Regions from separate parts of the Homo sapiens genome. Here region 2 is linked to region 1. The links are chromatin loops, found by intact Hi-C in ENCODE. Cell type or tissue: B cell. All regions are shown on one strand.

Region 1 (5,000 bases):
GCAGAGATTTGTAGGATATTAATGTTGGTTGGGGATTTGATCCACTGTTTTCTTGAAGTGGGAAGAAAAGATCCCAGGAACACTGCCCAGCTAAGGGTGAGTGAATGTGATGGTAATTTACATGGAAAGGATTAACCAATTCTTCCTGAAGGATGAAACTGATCACCTTTGAGAGGTAGTGTGCCTCAGGGTCTGTTCCCACCCTTCCTCAGTGGCTGGGCTGAAACTACTGCCCCTGGTTCTCAGTTAAACCTTAGGATTCTCAAGTGCAGGGTTTCTCTATCTTTGCCTGAAAGATTGAAACTTTGAGACTGGGCGTGGTGGCTCACACCTATCATTCCAGCACTTTGGGAGGACAAAGTGGGTGGATCACTTGAAGCCAGGAGTTGGAGACCAGGCTGGGCAACATGACAAAACCCCATCTCTACAAAAAATACAAAAATTAGCTGGGCATGGTGGCATGCACCTCTGGCCCCAGCAACTCAGGAGGCTGAGGTGGGAGGATCGCTTGGTCCTGGGAGGTGGAGGTTGCAGTGAGCTAAGATCATGCCACTGCACTCCAGCCCAGGCAACAGAGTGAGACTCTGTCTCCAAAAAAAAAAAAAAAAAAAAATTCAACCTCTAGAAGCAAAGTAGAGAATCTCATTCCTATCCAGCTGGCACTGACTATGTGGGAGTTTGACATTATGTTTAGGGGCTAAAGTTTTTTTATTCCAATAGATCATGTACGAGTTAAGGGATATTATCCATTCGAATAAAACCTTCGCCCTCTGAAAGTTCCCTGAAAATCAACTGACAAAATGTAAATGATAGAAGAAAAGGCATACACGTTTATTAGCATGTGCTGGGGAGGATCGCAGAGTGATGGCCTAATATCCCAAAGGGATACAGATTCTTCTATATCCGACTTCTTAGGGGAGAGGATCATGGAAAAGTGTGAATGATTTTAGGAGAATAGCAAAGGATTTTTATTTTTATTATCATTATTATTTTGAGACAGAGTTTTGCTCTTGTCGCCCAGGCTGGAGTGCACTGGCGCAATCTCCACCTACTACAACCTCCGCCTCCTGGGTTCAAGCAATTCTCCTGCCTCAGCCTCCCGAATAGCTGAGATTACAGGTGCCCACCACCATGCCCAGCTAATTTTTGTATTTTTAGTAGAGACGGGGTTATGCCGTGTTGGGCAGGCTGGTCTCCAACTCCTGACCTCAGGTGATCCACCCGCCTCGGCCTCCCAAAGTGCTGGGATTACAGGCGTGAGCCACAGCTCCCAGCCACAAAGGATTTTTAGGGGAATTCAATGGGCTTAGAGAACACACAGTGGCTCAGAACAAAGTCTGTTGGGTCTGCAGAGCAGAAAATGATTTGTGACAAGTCTGTTCAGGTGTGTTGGCAGACTTCAGTCAGTCTTCCTGCGATGTGAGTTCAGCTAATGAAAACTCAGGGACCGGGGTCATTGTTTTCTTCTTTTTCAGGTCCGGGCTTTAGGTAGATAAGGGAACTTCAGAGAACAACTTCATCCTGTGTTTTGGGAGACACGGAGGACTGAGCGATGAGAAGTAGGTGGGTGAGGTCAGAGAGACCTTAGGTCTTCCTCAGTTCGGCCCATCAGAGTGCCCTATTTTGGGGTATCGGTTTCTGACTCCCAACAATGGTGAAAAAATTGGGCTTGAAGTGGACTGGAAAGTTAGTAAAATTTCTTTAACTGTAGCAGGAGGAGTCATAGACACAACCTCTCAGACACCGGATTGTGGAAGGAAAGAGCTTTATTCTTCTGGGAGCATCGGCAGACTCAAGTCCTAGAAACTGAGCTCCCTGAATAAGTAATTCCTGTCCCTTTTAAGGGCTCACACCTCTAAAGGGACTGCATGAAGAGGGGGTCGTGACCGATTGGGCAAGCGAGGGGTAGGTGACTGACGGCTGCATGCACCAGTAATCACAACGAAACAGAACAGAACAGGGAGTTTCACAACGCTTCCTCATACAGTGTCTAGAATCTATAGATAACTCAAGCAGTGAGGTCAGGGGTTGAATTTTAACTACCAGGCCCGAAATGTGACGCTGGGCTGTCTGACTATGAATTTCACTTCTGCTTATTCTTTTAACTTCTACCTTTTCAGCAAACAAGAAATTAAGTATAAGACAACATGAGGAGTGGTCTCCTTTCTCATGACCACCTCCGCTAGTTCAGAGAAAGGCGCCCACAGTGACTGGGTGACCAAGATATAGTTGCCTCAGACATTTGCATTTCAAAGGGGATAAATCCAAGACCTTTGAAAAAAATGTTTCTGGGTTGTAAATCTGGCAAGAGGCTTACTTGCCTCTGAAGAGATTTATAGACACACCAAAAGATTAAAGTAAGAATTTACGACCACTAGGTTTCTCTCAGGAATACTCTAAGAGGAGGAGGATATGGTCTCTTTTCTTTTGTGGTAACAGGGGAAATTCTTTTTTTTGTTTTTTCTTTTTTCTTTTTTTTTTTCTTCAATTGGTGATACTCAATTGTCCCAAAACTCTTAGAGTGATTAGAACAGAAAAAGTTAAATATATCATTGATTTATTTTTTCGGTCTATTTTTTTCAAAATGCCATTATAAGGGTAACACAATTTTATTGTGAGGAAACTGGGGAAGTAAAGAAAATCATGAGGAAACTCAAAGCCAGCTTTTGAAGTTCATTCTAAAAGGATGAACTCAATTTGGGTCTGCTTGGTAATTATGTAAATGTCCTGTTATAATTGATAATTAACTATTTTGTGTTTTGCATCATCAAAGCCAGCTCGGTATAGTTGAATAAAAGGTACACCAAATGAAATCTCATATCTAGACTAATTTCAAGAGAACCAAAGGAAATTATTATAATTATCATGAACTTTCTAATCACTAGAACAGCATAAAACCTTTCTTTATGTAGCAAAGTACCAATGAGTGGCAGGTGCAAGATAGAGGCTGTCACAAAAGAAAGGGCAGCCTAAGAATGAGAAGTTATAGCTTCTCTTTTCTATTTCTCCTCCCAGAGGTTGAGTTCTGCATGCCCTCCGTCCCCACAATTCTACTTGACATTGCCACTGCCTTCCTCTAACCTGTCTCTGTTTCTTCCTTACATTGCTGGTGGAATGACCATTCCGTCTGACATATCAGATTATTCACTATTTCTTCCTTCTCTGTTACTCATTTGTTGAACAAGTTTACTGAGCATCTATGTGCCAGCCACTAGCCAAAATGCTGTGGCAAGACCTGGCACAGTGGTTCATGCCTATAATCCCAGCATTTTGGAAAGCTGAGGCATGGCCAATTGCTTGAGACCAAGAGTTCACAACCAGTCTGGGCAACATGGCGAAACTCTGTCTCTACAAAAAAATAAACCAGCAAACAAAAAAAGTTAGCCAGGAGTGGTGGCACACACCTGTGGTCCCAGCTACTTGAGAGGCTGGGGTGGGAGGATCACCTGAGACTGGGAGGTCGAGGCTGCAGTGAGCTGAGATCGCACCAGTGCACTCCAGCCTGGGTGACAGAGAAAGACCCTATCTCAAAAACAAAACAAAACAAAGTGCTGGGGCTATAACCATGAAAGTGATAGGAGAGAGCGCTGGTAACAGTACTCTCTTCTTCATTCTCTTCCTCCTGGCCTATCTCCTTCTTCCTCCTTTCCCTAGTTTCACTACTTGGGGCTCCAATATGAAGACCTTTTTGGATGTATTGCATCTTCGTATCTCCAGGGCCCAGCACAATGGCTGTATTTTCGTACATGCTTCTCCAGCATGTATGAAATGAATGAATTCTCTATTGAAATTATTGGCCAGGCGCAGTGGCTCACGCCTGTAATCCCAGCACTTTGGGAGGCCGAGGCAGGCAGATCACCTGAGGTCAGGAGTTCAAGAACAGCCTGGCCATCATGATGAAACCCCATCTCTACTAAAAATACAAAAAAAGTTAGCTGGGTATGGTGGCAGGCACCTGTAATCCCAGCTATTCTGGAGGCTGAGGCAGAAGAATCGCTTATACCTGGGAGGCAGAGGTTGCAGTAAGCCGAGATCGTACCATTGCACTCCAGCCTGGGCAACAAGAGCAAAACTCCATCTCAAAAAAAAAATAAAGAAAGAAAGAAAAATTATTTATTCAGAGTCTGGGTGCTAGAGCTGTTACAGAAGGAATTAAAACACTACTTGGAATCTTTCCATTTTTATCTACATTGTTTTTTCTGCTTATTAAAATATGAGTCAATATCATAATAAAATCATTACAGAAATAAATAAAATAGAAAGTGCAACTCCTCCGCATTTCTAAATTCAAGAGATAACTGCAATTTACAATTTGATGTGTGCTTCTCTAATTTGTTTCTCTTTTTACGTAGCTCTATCTTTCTATATGCACACCTACATAGGTATATTTATATCCTATACATAATTTTAAAACCCAAACAGTATCATAGTAGTCAAATGAATCTTCAACTGCTTTTTTTTCTTTTTTCTATTTGATGATATATCTTGGCTTGGATTGTGCTGAATTTCTTCTAAATATCTCTCCAACTGTAATTGTATGCTTTTGTATCAAGGCCAGAAGCTCACTTATTTTTATTAACTAGTTCTCATTATTATAAAAGAAATACAAAGCTGGGCACGCCTGCTGACTCCTGTAATCCCAGCACTTTGGGAGGCCCAAGTGGGCTGATTACTAGAGGCCGGAAGCTCGAGACCAGCCTGGCAAACATGGCAAAACCTCATCTCTACTAAAAAAATACAAAAATTAGCCGGGCATCGTGGTGCACGCCTTTAGTCCCAGCTACTCTGGAGACTGAGGCATGAGAATCACTCGCATCCAGGAGGCGGACGTTGCAGCGAGCCGAAATGGCGCCACTGCACACTAGCCTGGGCTATAGAGCGAGACTCTGTCTCAAAAAAATAAACAAAAAAACAAAAATTATTTTACAGAAGCTTCTGCATAATCAATAAAATCATCGGGTCTGGAAACTGTGAAATACTTGGTTACCTAACCATAGCGC
Region 2 (5,000 bases), 570 kb after region 1:
AACCTGGTCATAACTTTCTAAAGACGGTGTTTGTTCCATCTCCTTCTGAAATGCAAGTCTTGAGAGAATAACAGTGATTGACATTGATTATTTAGTGTGCCAGAAACAGCCTAAGCGCAATCTAGAACCCTCTTACTTCTCCCTTGACCTTGAGCCCTTTGATCCCCATCCTTATTTAACACTTAAAGAAGAAAACAGACTCTGCCCAGGGGTGACGCAACTTGCCCAGGTCCCCCAGGTGGGAAGCGGTGAAGACTGGATTTGAAGACAGACAAGCTTTGATCTTCAACTTAGCCTTCAGGGCATCAAATGCATTTTGGCGGCCTTATCTTGGGCACCAGGGCAGTGTTGTTTACCAGCTTTCCTGCCAAGACAACATTTCTACAGGGCTGGTTCTTCTTGTGGTCAAATTCTCACCCAAGTGGTTTCCATCGTCTATTGGACTCCTCTTTAATTCTCTTCCTCCTAACAGTCACCTAGGCAAAGGGGCATCTTTACCACCCAAACATTCTCCCTTGGCTTCTCAACAGGGGCGCAGACAGCCAGTGTGGTCTTGATGGTGGCACAGATGCCACCTGGGGGAGAAGCCAGAACCTTCCTCTCTCCCTGGCTGCAGCCCCTCCTGCCCCAGCCACATGTGCCTTCACTGCCGGACACTTCAGCCCCTCCCACCCCCTCTTTCCGAGAGTGCTGGTTCCTGTTATTTAACTCTGTTTCCTCCCTCGGGAGGTAATATATTTATTTCTGATCCCACGTGACTCCAGAAAGTGGAACTGCACTCGGGGCCCAGTGTGGTCTTCGGGGAGCTGGGAGGGGTGCAGGGCAAGTTGCTCTTTTCCTGCTTTCTCTTTCTGCCCTCCAGCCAGCTTCCCTCCAGGGCTGCCAGGCTTGACCTGCGACAGTGGGCAGGTGTGCTGCTGCTGGGCAGCTCTCAGAGGGGAAGAAAGAGGACAGGGCAAGAGAATTGCATGGTTTGTAAACAAAGGGCACTGACTTTCATTTTGATGGGGGTTCGGAAAAGGAAATCATCCATGTGGGGTTTTTGTGACCCTCCCTCTCAACCACTCTATAATGACCTTGGCCCTCTGCTGTGCTAAACGCTGCACTGGCTCCCACGTTACTCAGAGAAAAAGCTAAATCTGGACAATGGCCCACAAGGCCTTTCCTACCTCATCAGCTCCCTGCTCTCATCCCCTACTCCTGTCTGCCTTGTTCATCTACTCCAGCCATGTTGGCACCCTCGCTGTTCCTTAGACACGCTCAGCACACTGTCTGCCTCAGAACCTTTGCACATGCCGTTCCCTCTGCCTGGAGCACTGTTCTCTAAGCATTTTCTTGGTCAACCTCCTAAATTCCTTCTATTCTTTGCACCTTATCAATGAAGCCTGCCCTGACCAAGCCATTTAGAATTGCAACTCCTCCCTCCACACTCTGAGCCCCCTCCCCAGATTGATTTTTTCCCCACTTTTTTTTTTTTTGATACAGAGTCTTGCTCTATCGCCCAGCCTGGAGTGCAGTGGTGAGATCTCAGCTCACTGCAACTTCCATCTCCCAGGTTCATGCAGTTCTCATGCCTCAGCCTCCCAAATAGCTGGGATTACAGGTTTGTGCCACTATGCCTGGCTAATTTTTGTATTTTTAGAGACAGGGTTTCTCCAAGTTGGCCAGGCTGGTCTTGAACTCCTGACATCAAGTGATCCGCCCACCCCACAAAGTACTGGGATAACAGGCATGAGCCACTGCGCCTGGCTCCCCACCTTCTGTATATCTTACTTTTGTATTACGTGTGTGTTGTTTATTGTTTGACCCTCCCACTGGAAAATAAACTCCACATGGACATGGATCTATGTTTTGATCACAATATGTCCCAAATACCTAGCACAGGGCCTGAGCACAGGGTAGGTATGCAATATATATTTGTTGAATGTTCAGTGGATGGATGCGTTGATGAGTGGGTAGATGGATGAATGGATAGTTCATGTAATGCCATTATTCCTACTTTACCAATGAGTAAACTGAGGCACAGAGAAGTTAATGATTTGCCTCTGGTCATGACCTGAGGAGGGAGACTATGGGGTCTCATGAGTCCTGGCCAATTGCAGTACTTCCTGCAAAAAAAAAAAAAAAAAAAAAAAAAAAAGTACTGCTTTAGCTTCCTCTTCTAAACAACCCAAGGGGCTACCGTAAATCTACCCCAAATAGGGTGGCAGTCTTCAAACTGAAACCAGCCTGATGATTCAGAAGTCCCCTTCAGATATTGCAGTGCCTTAGGTGCAATTGTGCAGAAAGCCCAGTTCTGGAGATGGGAGCTTAGGGGTTTCGCTCTGTGCTACACTGAGCAACCTGTGTGCATCCAGCCCCAGGAAAGTTCCAGTGAGTCCCAAGAGTCAAAGTCCTTGCCCTGGAGGAACTCAGGTGCCTCAGTGGGAAGTTAAAGCAAACATTTAGGCAGTCCCTGGTCAACAGTGGGTCACAACATCTGAACAACATCTATCAGAGGCCAAAGAAGGGGGAGCTAGGATGGGTGATGATGGAAAAAGAACCAGGCTGGAGGCTGGACAGCTGGACAGCTCTGGATCTGAAGCCATGTTCTGCTCCTTACGTACCATGTGACCTTGGCCACATGACTAGACCACTCGGAATCTCAGTTTCTTCATCTCTGAAATGGGAGCAATGATACGAATCTCCCAGGGCTCTAGTGAGGGTTAAATGAGATGGTAGGTAGAAACCTTCCAAGGCAGTGCTTGGCATTAGGTCGCACTGTATAAATATCAGACCACTCTGAGTCTAACAGCAAGGAGAATGGAACAGGAAGAAGATAAACCAGGGGTTTGAGGCACCAAGAAAAATAATTACTGCAGTCTGGGGGCCCCAGACAATATCTAGACACCTACCCCATGCAAAATGCAGTGCTGAGTGCTTGGGTACTGTGCATATTTGAGAAACAAATCAATGTGGCCCCTGCCCTCGAGTTGAACTGGCACATGGGCCATGTCCTCAGACAGCCTGAGTGCCTGTCCTGCCTTCCCAATTCCAAGAGGTATGACTTTGAGCACTTCCCGGGCGCCCCGCCTCAGTTTCCCCATCTATAAAGTGGAGATGATAATAGCATTCAGAGTCACTGATCTAAGGGCTCAGGGACACCATTCAGTGTAAGCCCCATACACTCCCTGCAAGAGGAAGCTGGTTCTGACTCAGCCTTGAGGCTGGCGTCTGAGGCAACCACAAGCCCAACGTGCATGGTGGAAAGATGACTGTAAGTGGGGGCAACCTCAGCTGGCCTTGGGTTTGACCATGGAATGCGAGGCACAAAGGGGCCCATTTTGCATACTTTCTCAGAGGCTGTAGGGCACCCCTGCCAGGGTCTTACATTTTATTGATTCCTCTGACTCTACTTTGTTGGTTGTTTTTGTTGTTCTGATTTCATTGCGTGACATTTTTGCCCATGAGGTCTCAGTTCTAGGAATGACAGAACAAAGGCTCCCTCTGGGAAGTCGCCTGATTTATTGGAAAGGGAGGAACACCCCACCCTTAGGGATCGCTAAGCTCCCTTCCTCCAGCTTCCTTCCCCATCTGGCCCTTAGGATGTGAGAAACCAGAGCTGTGACACACCAGAGAGGAGAGAGGCTGTGCCCTCTCACCTTCTGGGCTTCCTTTCCTGAGAACCAGCCCCTGTTCTGATTTTGGGAGTCTCCTTTGCCTCAGGGAGGGGGATGTGTTGGCGAGGAAGACTCGTGCCTTTCATCTTGGACTGCTTCTCTGGCCCTCTACCCCAGGAACCACAGAAGGAGACACACCTGTACCCGGAAGCTGGCATTTCCCCATGGGTTTTCCCAGGCCAGCCTGTTCCAAACACAGCTTGCCCCCAAGCCTGGCACTTCTCCAACCAGTCACGGTTTCTGTTCTCTGTTGCTATGACCTTGAGCAGTTCACCTGCGTTCCTTACTGTCTACTTTCCCATCCACCTACCTGCCTGCCCTCCAACTTTCCTGATCTGTGTACCTACCTTCCTATATCTACTTCTTTTTATTATTATTATCATTATTCTCACCCTGTCTTTTTTTTAATTTTTTTTGGGTGGGGGGGACACAGTCTTGCTTTGTAGCCCAGGCTGGAATGCAGTGGCGTGATCTCAGCTCATTATAACCTCTGCCTCCCAGATTCAAGCAATTCTCCTGCCTCAGCCTCCCGAGTAGCTAGGATTACAGGCGCCTGCCACCATGCCGAGCTAATTTTTATATTTTTAGTAGAGACAGGGTTTCATCATGTTGGCCAGGCTGGTCTCAAACTCCTGACCTCAAGCAATCCACCCATCTCAGCTTCCCAAAATGCTGGGATTATAGGCGTGAGCCACTGTGCCCAGCCTCTCGCCCTGTCTTATGGTGGTAATCTACTTCTCAATTTATCTATTTATATCTACTGTCTACATACTTATACACTTATTTACTCATGTCTACTTATCAGTTAATCCATTTCTCTACCTACCTAATCACCCATATATTTCCCATGTATTTACATGTCAAAGTATTTCCCTGCATTCCTACCAGCTAAGCCCCCTTTACAACAATCCATCAGCAGGTCCAGGTTCTCATACACCCTCCCATGTCCCTCCCTAATTTGGATACATAGCAGTTGTATTCTACTCACCTATCTCCCTATTCACCGATCTCTTTCTCTCCCTTTCTTGCCTCCTTTCTTTCCTTCTCCTGAATCATTTATTTAGCACCTGCTAGAAATTATGGTGGACTCCCCATCCAGTGCTCTTTCACCAAAAAGCATGAGATGAAGAAGGACTTTTAACCTAGTAGGGGAGGAATCTTCATCCATTTGGAACTGGAGGCTGCCTTGATCATTCAAATCTAAAACTCCATTCATTCCTTCAAATGGTCTTAGAATAGTGTATCTTCTATTTTATTATTTTATTTTATTTTTTGAGACAGGGTCTTGCTCTGTCGCCAAGGCTGGAGCACAGTGGCGCAATCACAGCTCACTACAGCCTC

Evidence for each region. Hi-C counts contacts between places; a loop is a spot of excess contacts. Peaks named below come from ENCODE experiments on the same cell type or tissue, not always from the same donor. Only the 100,000 strongest peaks of a DNase experiment are listed, where the experiment ranks them.
Region 2: it touches region 1 in a loop (5-fold over the local background); 1 of 110 quality-filtered maps calls a loop at or near these places.

The regions. Positions count from the first base shown.
Region 1 is chr16:10,295,614-10,300,613 of GRCh38, forward strand. No RefSeq gene overlaps it. Among named protein-coding and RNA genes, the nearest start is that of ATF7IP2, 88 kb to the right of the region's middle. RefSeq lists an enhancer at 2,175-2,224. In B cell, a CTCF peak has its summit at 2,615; DNase peaks (open chromatin) are centred at 2,018 and 3,058; H3K4me3 peaks cover 2,227 bases; H3K27ac peaks cover 4,586 bases.
Region 2 is chr16:10,868,058-10,873,057 of GRCh38, forward strand. It overlaps a transcript of CIITA not described here. Among named protein-coding and RNA genes, the nearest start is that of CIITA, 6.6 kb to the right of the region's middle. RefSeq lists an enhancer at 2,853-4,052. In B cell, a CTCF peak has its summit at 567; DNase peaks (open chromatin) are centred at 694, 2,214, 3,204 and 3,824; H3K4me3 peaks cover 3,297 bases; H3K27ac peaks cover 4,821 bases.